2 separate regions of the Homo sapiens genome follow, and region 2 is linked to region 1. A link is a contact called in ENCODE Hi-C or POLR2A ChIA-PET data. All regions are on one chromosome and are shown on one strand. The core of a region is the stretch at or near the end of the contact, and the rest is flanking DNA. Distances in the headings are between cores, read along the strand shown.

Region 1 (5,106 bases), core at 1,216-3,715:
CCTTTTAAGTCTTTTTTATCATCAATATGGATGAGACTTAGATTTGACGTGGTCACCAAACAAAAGGCCCTCACTTTATGAATACAATCTGGGTAATGGCATTATTTCAAGTGGCTTCGCTCAGTTATGACTGGCTTTGGAATAGTTATTGTTGATTCATTCATTCATTCATTCACTCACTCATTCATTGTACAAGTATTTACTGAGTGCCAGCAATGTGTGAGGCACTTTAATACATGTTGGGAATGCTATGGTGGCAGGCATAAGCGAGGCAGTTCCTGCATTCGTGGGTTCGTGGGAGGAAAAGAAAAACAGATTAAATTACAAACTGTGACAAATTCTGTGAGGCAACAGAAGAGGGTGCTGAGATAGAGAAAACCGGGTTTTGTGGTGATAGGAGGCCTACATTGTACTGGAGGCTAGTGAAGGTCTCATATGCATTCATTCATAATTTAGCAAACATTTAGTGAGTGGCCGCCATGCTCTGGAGTCTATACTGATCTAGACACCATTTTTGCCTTCAAGGTGCTCCTAGACCAGTGGGAGAGCAGGCAGGTAAGTAAAAAGCTCAGATGCTGGGTGACAAGCGCTTTAAGGCAGGCATGTGCCATATCTAATGTGGAAACAGGAAGGAGATCTAAAATGCTGCGGTTGGTGGTGGTCAAAGAAGGTTTCTCTCAGGGGGAACGATTCAACAGACATTTGTGATAGTTGATGTTTGGCAAGATAGAGGTGAATGAGAACTAGGGCTGCTTTCAAGGAGTCTGAAGTCCAGTCTTGCTTCCGGAGTCACCTCTTTGAGAGCCTGGATCCTGTGGTGTCTGACCCGCCTCTCCAGTAGTAAGCATGGAGCTTGAGTCAAAAGAGGTGCTTAGTAAATAACAGGTCCCTTTCTCTGACATCTCATGGCACAACTCTTTGGATTTAGTCTAGTGGTGAAGAACTTGGCTACTGCAGTCAGATTGCATGCGTTCAAATTCCAGCACCCAGCTGTGTTACCTTGGGCAGTTTTTCTCTGCACTACAGTTTCCCTACATACAAGGCAGGGATGATAATGATACCTGCAGACTAGGGTAGTTATAAGGACTAAATGAGATCATGCTTATATGATCACTAAAGATATGACCAGCATACCTCATCCCAATGTGTTTTTAAGTGCTGCTTATCACCTTCCACAACCCACCCCCACCCCCCATTCACTCAATCCAACAATTATGGATTGAGTATTTTCAGTCTTAGGCATTGTGCTGGGTGCTTAGATTCAGAAAAATCTTGCCAGACTCCGGGGTCTCCATCCCCATAGATGGTTAAATTCCCAAATCTCCCAAAATGGAAGTTCTTTGCCTCTTCTACCCAGATAAATAGGTATTTGCTATCTCTGGATTAGCGGTGAATGTCTGTTCATTTTTCATCAGCACATCTGGTTTTTAGGTGAAAAGCTGCCAGGAATTTTGAAACATCTTGTTACTTTAGACATCAGAAGGCAGGGAGATTTCCCATTATTAAATGGATGTGAAAACTTCTTTGTGCCCCAGGGCTAGGGCAAACCTGAGATTTCATAGGTCAGTGAAAGCTCACCATCATTGTTTTTGCTTGGTAATAATTTTATTTAGGGAGGAGGAAGAAGAGAGGGTAGGGGGTTTCCAGAATGATAAAGCAATGTGCCAATGTCATGCAGTTTCGAGAGGCCACTGAGGTGGTAGGGAAAGCATTGCCCATGTGTGGCTCCATCTCCCCGAGCCTCAGTTTCCCATTGTGTAAGATAAGGATAACAGAACTTCCTGTGTAGTGTGGGTTGAGGTTTCAAGGAGAGCATGAATGTGGAAACACATCAGTGCCTTTTGCCTGCTAAATGCTTCTTGTTTATTTCCAGCCCTGCCACATGTTTGCAAATCTTTGCAATGTGCAGTTGGAAGGCAAAGTGGGGATAGAGAAGGCAGATTTGATTTGAGAGTTTGTGCACACAGTGGTGGGTCTGAGTTGGGGGCCTGGCTAGAAACAAGTGGCTTTTTTGGTGGCACCTTGTGCGCCTTCTCTTGAGACAGAGGCTCTGTAACCCCCCTCGGCATCAAACTTCGCACTACCCTCCCTTTGCCACGGCATCCTTCCTTCTCGTCTCCCGGGAGGCCGGACAGAGAACCCAGGCCCAGCCCCAGCCCAGCGAGCCTGAGCCAGACTGCCTCGGGCCGGTCTTGCTCGGCCTCCCTGGGGAATCTGGGAGGCTCAGCCAGGCCTGAGTCGGCCTGGGTCCCGAGGTCAAGGTCGGGGTCAGGGTCGGGGTCCGGTCGTACGCCCTAGCACTGCCTGCGGTGGGGCGCGCACAGTCGAGCGCGGGGCCTCCCCGCAGGCTGCGCTGCCTGCCGGGCGGCCTCGGGAACTGACCAGGCCGCGTGTGAGCGCCGGGATTCCTGATCCTGCCTTAAATATGCCGGTTATTTTTATCTCCCTACGTCAGGCAGCGAAGGCCATCCCACCGGTGGCCCAGGCGGCTGCTACACAATGTTTCCCTTTAGTCGGGAGGGGAAATGGAGGGAGGCCAGACTTCCTGATCACATGGTGCTGAAGTCAATGAAAAAAAATTAAGGGGGACCCCTCCCTTTTTCTTCAATGCCTGATCCAGATTCCCCCCTCCCCGCTCCCCCGACCCACCCCCTCTGGGCTCCGCGCGTCGGAGGGAAGCGCAGCCTCCCAGGCGGAGGGCCAGCGAGGCAGGAGAGCGCGCGCAAACATAAACACGAGACTGTTGCAGTAATTGGTGGCTCTGAAAACACTGAGGAAATGAGAGGCTTGTACGAAACATCAGCCGACAAGAAACGGGGTGATGTCAGACAGCCTTCCAGGATTAGAAACCCTTAAAAGCTCCGAGCCCGCGGCCGCTGCGGAAAACTCGGCTCTCCCGCTGTCCCGGGTAGGAAGCCGGGATTTCGCTTTTGCCCGACTCCCTCGGGGCACTCGCCCTCTCCTCTCTTCCTCGCTTTCTCGCTTTCTCTCTTTCTCTCTTTCTCTTTCTTTCCTTTCTCTCTCTTCTTTTTGTTTCTTTTCTTCTTTCTTTCCTCTTTTTCTTTTCCTTTTCTTTTCCTGTCTTTCCTCTTCTCCCTCTTGCGCCCCCCCCCCCACCCCCAACTTTTTCTCTTTCTGTTTCTCTGGCTGTCACTGTCTCTCTGTCTTCTCCCTGTCTTCTCTCTCTTCGTTTTTTTCTTTAACCTTCTTTATTAAAAAGAAAAGAAGAGGCCACATCAGAAGATTTCCATTTCTAAGGCACCTTGTACTTTTATATCTTTTCCCTCCTTTGAAACACCAAACAGGACCCAACTCCTAAACAAGTCCAAAGGGACAAGTAAAACTGGGGTGTCAGTCGCTTGAGTTTGTTATAACTTTCTCTTCTTCTCAGTGCCCTTCCTCACCCCCCTTTTCGGATTAGAAGTTCATATTGCAATAATTCGCCAACATGTTGGAAGGGCTGGAAATAAACAAAAAGCATTTACCAAGGACAACAGCCCACCCACCCTGAGATGGGGAAAATGCTTGCAAAAATCTGGCCGTTTCAGAAGAGAATATAGATTTCCTGGTAAAATATATCCCAGCCACCCAGCTAGTAACACTAGTGGCTGTTGCCCCATTTTCTGTTCATAGTATAATTAAGACTAAAAGTACTTACACGTATGTGTATACACACACACACACACACACACACACACCCTCCCTCCTCCAGGCCACAGGGCAGGGTAGCTAACAGCCAGTGAGCAGGGAGGATCTTGTACCACATCCAGCAGGAACTTGCGTGTGTCTTAAAGTTGGAGGCCAGTTACTCAGTGACATCTGTTCAGTGACATCAAAAGTGATGTCTGTCAAGCCTTTTTCTCTTCGTGTCTGCCAGGATTAATGAGGCAATGTTTGGAAAGGGCTTAAGCCCCCACCAAGAAAGGCACCCAAGACAGCTTTTCAAAGAATGATTTATGTCCAGCTTTATCTAAATAGGAACCGAAAAAGCATTTTTCTTGTCTGTAGAGCAGGTGAACTCAACACCTGACTTCTTGCTCAGGTGCATTTCAGAAGCTTTCAAATCTGCCTTATTAATTGGTCTGATACCTCTTTACCATGAAGGCACTTTTTTTTTTTTTCTTTCTTCCTGAGACCCCAGAAAAGGTCATATCAAGGCTGAGTTTGTACAACCTTGGAGGAATATGACTGGTTCCAAAGACTTGGTTTCCTTCACTGCTGCTTATGGTGAGAACAATGTCCCCCAACCTGAACCCTCCTCCCTCCCCTGCACACTCATAAATCTTGTGGTGATTTAGTTCCCCTCAATGCTTGACACTCCTAAGCTGTAGTAATTTGAGCCAAGCATACTTTCTGGTTTTATCCAGTATACCTGCGGTTATACCACTCACCGAGAAGTGGATCACAGCTCTGTTTTCAACTTCTTTTTTTTTGAGACACATTTTCACTCTTGTTGCCCAGGCTGGAGTGCAATGACATGATCTCGGCTTACCGCATCCTCCGCCTCCCGGGTTCAAGCCATTCTCCTGCCTCAGCCTCCCGAGTAGCTGGGATTACAGACATGCGTCACTGCACCTGGCCAATTTTGTATTTTTAGTAGAGACGGGATTTCTCCATGTTGGCCAGGCTAGTCTTGAACTCCCGACCTCAGGTGATCCACCCACTTCAGCCTCCCAAAGTGCTTGGATTACAGGCGTGATGGACTGTGCCCGGCCTGTTTTCCACTTCTTATGGGGACATTTTCCATCTCTGATATTTGTCTTGTGCTTTGCAATCCCAGGGGGCAGCCTCATCTCTTCCTAGTCCTTATGTTGGGTAAAAGTGTCTCTACTCCTGCCACTGCTCCACCTAGCCACTTTGGCGTCTCCCTTGCTGTTTTGTTTTGTTTTGTTTTGTTTTTTTCCTTTTGAGACAGAGTCTTGCTCTATCACCCAGGCTGGAATGCAATGGCGCGATCTCCGCTCACTGCAGCCTCCACCTTCCAGGTTCAAGTGATTCTCCTGCCTCAGCCTCCTGAGTAGCTGGGATTACAGGTGCCTGCCACCACGCCTGGCTAATTTTTGTATTTTTAGTAGAGATGGGATTTCACCATGTTGGCCAGGCTGG
Region 2 (5,106 bases), core at 1,823-4,322, 50 kb before region 1:
TCTCTGCTAAGAATGCCCTTCTAGGAATCCAGGCACTGCATCCCAGGACCCAGGCATTCACAGACGACAAACCCAGAGAGGCAACTTTAAAGGGGCTTGGTTCTCAGAAGTTTATCCCAGTTGGGCAGAGTGTGTGTGAGTCGAATGCTGGCTGCTGGCTGCCTGTGAGCTGCGTCTCTAGCCCTAATTTTGCCTCTATTTCTTATCTTAACTGACCCTCGACTCTCTGCTGAGGATACCGTTTGCCCTTGGCCTTTGAGAGTTAAGGTTTTAAAAAATTCCTGACTCCAGATGTGGAGGCAGAGGCTGCCTTCTCCTGCTTTTCATTGCCACTTCCAGATCCTTGCACACCTGCCACTGTTCAGCCTCCCTCTCCTCTCCAAACCTTCACTCACATTTCATGCAGTGACTCTGCCTCTAGGACCAGGCAGTGGCTGGGTGCTTTCTCATGTGGTAGGTGTCTCAACACATCTTCCCAAACCACCTTGCAGGAAAGTTATGCTTACCCCTGCTTTACAGATGGAGAAATTAGAAGCTTAAAGAGGTGAACTTTGCTCAAAGTCTTGGCCAGGGTTGCAAACTCACACCTGCTTCTGAGTCTGTGTTCTTTCCCCTATTCTGTGGTCTTGGAAAGTTTAAGGTTATGTCACTGCTGATACTAAGTGGTGACCACGGGCAAGTCACTGGCCTTTTATGGACCACAATTCTTTCATTTTAAAGCTGGGGAGACCCATATCTATCTTCCCCTTTCATGGGGTTGTTGGATATTTCAAAGCCACTAGAAAGCTCTTTCTAGAAGACACATGAACTTTAAAAGGCCAGTTGAAAGGTCCAACCCTCTGGCTCACTCACTGTCCAAAATGGGATACACCTCTGAGAGACGAGCCCATTTAAGGTCGCCTCTCTGCATTTGTCGTCTGTGAATGCCTGGGTCCTGGGATGCAGTGCCTGGATTCCTGGAAGGGCATTCTTAGAGAAAGCAGCCTGTGCAAAGAGCTGAGGTTGAGAGAGCACGTAGCATTTGGGAAACTGCAAGGGCTTCTATGGCTGGACTAGGGAGGGTGGGAAAGTGGTGAGAATTGAGGCTGAGAGAGAGCAGGGCCTGGTTTCATTTATTTATTTATCCATTCGTGATATCTATTGAGGGCTCTCTGAGCTGGACTCTGGACCAGGACAGGAATCAGGCTCTTGTCCTTGTGAACTCCATGTGTCTTGACATGCTAAAGTGCTTGGGCTTTAATGTGAGGACAATGAGAAGGCAGTGAAGGCATTTCTAGTAAGGACGATGCTGATGAGACTAATTTCCCTGCTGCTGCTAACAGCCAGTGTTCATCAGGTGCAAGGCATTTCTTCATTAACTCATAATGCACTCAACAGCCATTGTAAGTGGGATAGATGTTATTCTCATTTTAAGGTGAAGAAGCCATGAGAAGACTAAGTTCGGCGATGTTAAGTAACTGACCCAAAGTATACACAGGTGGTCTGTTGTTGACCCAGACTTCAACCCAGGCTATCTGACTCTAGGGGCCACTCTCTTAACCCCGCCCTTCTCCTCAGTGGTCGGAGCTGAAGTATTATCTTGCTTGATTTTTCAGTTTACCTTTTTGAGAGTTAAATCTGTGTGGAGGAGGAAAGGAGGAGAGACTAGAAGCGGAGAGGCCCTTTGGAGGCTCTGGTTCAGGCAAAAAAGGATGGTGAGTTTAATCTTGGGAGGGGGGGTGACTTTGAAATTTGGCAAGTTCAAGAGGCTTTAGGAAATTAGAATGAATAGTACATTGATCCATTCACTCAGCAGCTACTATCTGTCTGTTTAGAGGCAGGATCTTGCTCTGTCATCCAGGCTGGAGTGCAGTGGTACAATTATGGTTCACTATAACCTCAATTTCCTGGGTGCAAGTGATCCTCCTGCCTCAGCCTCCCAAGTAGCTGGGAATACAGTGCGTGTCACTACTAAAAATTTTTATAGAGATGGGTTCTGTCTATGTTGCCCAGGCTGGTCTTGAACTCCTGGCTTCAAGTGATTCTCCTGCCTTGGCCTCCCAAAGTGTTGGGATTACAGGTATAAGCCGCCATGCCTAGCCATCTGTTTATTGAGCAGCTAAGATGTGCCAGGCCCAGAAATGGCCAGGCCTGGGTTGGGGGGTGGCCCAGAAAGATTGCTGGTCTGTGAGTGAGAGGGGTGAGTCAAAAGTGACCTCACCAGATAAGGAGAGTTCTTCCTGAAATGAAGGTGCAGCCCACACCACTGCCTGAGGCAGAAGGAGTTAAGGGGAGCCTCCTGGAAGGGTCCCATCCTGCAGGTGAGAAGCGAGGGCCATCTGCAAGTGGGGCCGCCTGTAGTTTCCACCTGGCTGTGATGGGTTCCTTTTTGGCTCAAGTTGAGGTTTGCTTTGGCATGATTCCTCATTAATTACCCTTGGAGGTAATTCTGCAAATGCCAGTAATGACCAGTAGTTAATCTCTCTCTCTCCTGCTTGCCTCGCTTCTTCACTTGTTTTTTTCTTTAATGGGCCATCCAACCTTGTTGGAATGTTTACCAAAGCAGGATAGTTAGAGATGTAAATAAATGAATTTACCTTGTCTAAAGGATCTGGAGATAGAATTAAGGTGAGAGGAGTAATTTACAGGTGAATAATTACTTGGAAACCTCAGCAGAGAGACTGCTGGCGTTCTCTAATTATTTCTCTTCTCCCAATTTTCTCTTCTTTGAACTGCCAGCACGGGGGTGTACAGGGGTGGCATGGGGGGCTGGAGATGTTATTCTGGATTTCCCCTTGTGATTGTGAAATTCCTTCTGGGGAGGGCCTTGCCAGGATGTAGGGTTGTGACTTGCATGGCACTTTCACACCATGACTTCATTCAGATCCTCTGTGAGCGCTCTAGGTGGATGGTATGGCTAGCCACATTTATGGATGGAGAAATTGAGGTTCCTATATGTGAAGTCATTCCCCACAAGCCACACCACGGATCAGTTGCGTATTGTGGCTCAGACCCAGGTTTCTGACACTCCCCCCGCCCTACAGCTGCCTATAGGGCTTCCTCACCTGCCAGGCTGCCTTCTCCCTTCCCCAGGCAGACCCTTGACCCCTCCCAAACACCCCAGGCCGCGTGGAGCCAAAACGTTCTTTGGCGAACAACCTGCTCCGTCTTCCCTGTAAGCTAGTGGCCGCGCCCCTTCCTTACGCAGCTCATTTTCCATTTTAAGATTTCCTGTTTGAACTAAAGGGCAAAGATCTCAGCAGTATCAGCCTGGAGCCGGGCTTCTGTGTGTATAAAGGGGAGCCCTGGTCCCTGCCCTCTGTTTGTCCACTGGCCTTATCGACGGAGCCCAAGTCCCAAGTTCAGAGGCTTCAGTTCCTTCCCGATTTGCTGGGTAAAGTCCGGCCCTTCCGTGCGGGCGGCCAGGGCGGGTGGCCAGCCTGGAGCCAGCGGTCATTTATGGCCGGGCAGCGCTTCCGTCCTGCCTGGCAAGCCACTGGCTGCCGCTGACAGACGGACGGACGATGGAGAGACAAGGGCTCTTGGGGGTGCTTTCTCTTTCCCGTCCTTCCCTTTGTCCTCGGCTGAGGGCTGAACTCCTCTGGGGCTCTGCTGGCCTGGCAGCCATATGTCCCTGTAAATAGGGACAGACAGGGAGGAGGTCTGGGTTCCCTGAAGCCTCCTTGAAATTACATCTTCTTATGGGGTCGATTTGGCTCTCCAGGCCAGCATATACACTCACACTCACACACATATTCATGCTCAAGCACACACTCCCGGATAAAAACCGAGGCTCTCTATAGCTGAGTCCTTTCTCAGAGACACTGAGCTGGTGCCATTTTTATGGGGGATAATAAGAACTGTATCTTGGGAAGAACAGCACGTTAGTTCCAAGGTCCTTTCATCTCCTATGTCTCATCTGATCTGGAGGAAAATCAGGAGTCATCCAGATAGTTATCACCTGCATTTTACAGATGAGAGAAACTGAGAATCGGTGCCTTCATTTAATCATCCCTTTATTCAACGGGAGTTCCTAGGGAGCTTGCATCCACCAGGTGCTAAGGATTAAGAGGTGAAGTAGGTACAGTCCCTCTTCAGGTTGCTCAGGAAGTCAGTGATTGCAAGGCGGGGCACCAAATGCCCGAAGCAGCACCCTGGGGTGCCATGGGAGGCGGGAGTCAGGGCATGGGTTGGGGCTGGGGAAATGCTCCCATAAGGTTTGTCCAAAACCCCTGTGAAGCACAAGGAGACCCGGAGAAGGGCTGTAGCTCTTGATGGTGTGCACAGGACACATCCTACCTTTGAGTCTAGGCACAAATTGTGCATGAGGCTCTCTCTGTAGTGAAAGTCAGCCCTAGAGACACAGTGGAGAGGCTTCCTCTATTTGTGAACTGCTTTATCTCCAGGGCCTTAAATGGAGCACTCGATAAATATTTGCTGTTGAATGGACGCATACTACATACACACGTGCACACACAGTGCATGCCACTCTATCTCAGAGCTATAGAACCTACAACCTGAAGGAAGCTTCTAGAATAGTGCAGATTGATGGCTGGGGGCAGATCCAGAGTCAGAGCCATGGTGACCTGATTCTGGATCTCATATGCATGCCCTGAAGACCATGGGACTAGGTATTGAGGCACCCAAGTTCTGGTCTCCTTTACAATAGCTTTCAACTTTGTGTGACCTAATTTTTTTCCATTGCAAAGTAAGGAGGCCCTGTTGGCTGACCTCAGAAAGCCCCTTTTTCTGCTCTAACATTTGGTTAGTCTGGGAATGGGCAAATGGTACTAGGCAGGAATTTCTCCAAGCTGAGGAGAGTCCTTCTCTTTCCAGCCTGATATAGCAGGCTTCTGTCTGTTCTCCCTTGCCAACCCTCGTTGCCAGAAAAATGTAGGCCCCGTGGTCACTGCTGCTGGCCCTCTGGGCTCCTGTCTGCCTTCCCTGCTGCCTGCTGGCATGCAGGGGTGAGGGGCTATCATGTGGCTATTCTCCCACCCCCAGGCCCAGCCTCCCCATTCACTTCATCAGAACAAGGTGTCTGGGAACTGAGGAGTCTAGGGGTGACAGGGTGTCACTAGGCTCTTCCAGGCTGTGGTCAGCCCAGAGCCCCACAGCCCCAGAGCC

The links. Hi-C counts contacts between places; a loop is a spot of excess contacts on that map. ChIA-PET counts read pairs that join two places held with the same protein, here RNA polymerase II (POLR2A). Pooled maps may share reads with other maps.
Region 2: a map of endothelial cell of umbilical vein shows a loop between it and region 1 (5-fold over the local background). The contact joins two enhancer-like sites. A Hi-C loop is called at or near these places in 13 of 168 maps with a recorded cell type or tissue (Caco-2, Right ventricle myocardium inferior, cardiac septum and 4 more) and 7 of 50 pooled maps. POLR2A ChIA-PET finds 5 or more read pairs at or near these places in 2 of 52 experiments (PC-3 and Panc1).

The regions. Positions count from the first base shown.
Region 1 is chr9:107,635,331-107,640,436 of GRCh38, forward strand. The region is part of intron 8 of LOC105376205 (a long non-coding RNA gene); the gene reads left to right. Among named protein-coding and RNA genes, the nearest start is that of KLF4, 150 kb to the left of the region's middle. RefSeq lists enhancers at 1,683-2,231, 2,232-2,780. Within about 2 kb of position 2,466, at least 30 of the 41 ENCODE cell types and tissues checked have a DNase peak (open chromatin) inside an H3K27ac peak, as active enhancers do; they include endothelial cell of umbilical vein, heart left ventricle and heart right ventricle, where a contact is called at or near this core.
Region 2 is chr9:107,584,484-107,589,589 of GRCh38, forward strand. It overlaps LOC105376205 (a long non-coding RNA gene), which reads left to right. Exons shown (of 9, transcript XR_930217.2): 4 at 1,596-1,694. Among named protein-coding and RNA genes, the nearest start is that of KLF4, 97 kb to the left of the region's middle. RefSeq lists enhancers at 2,868-3,393, 3,394-3,918. Within about 2 kb of position 3,073, at least 21 of the 41 ENCODE cell types and tissues checked have a DNase peak (open chromatin) inside an H3K27ac peak, as active enhancers do; they include endothelial cell of umbilical vein, heart left ventricle and heart right ventricle, where a contact is called at or near this core.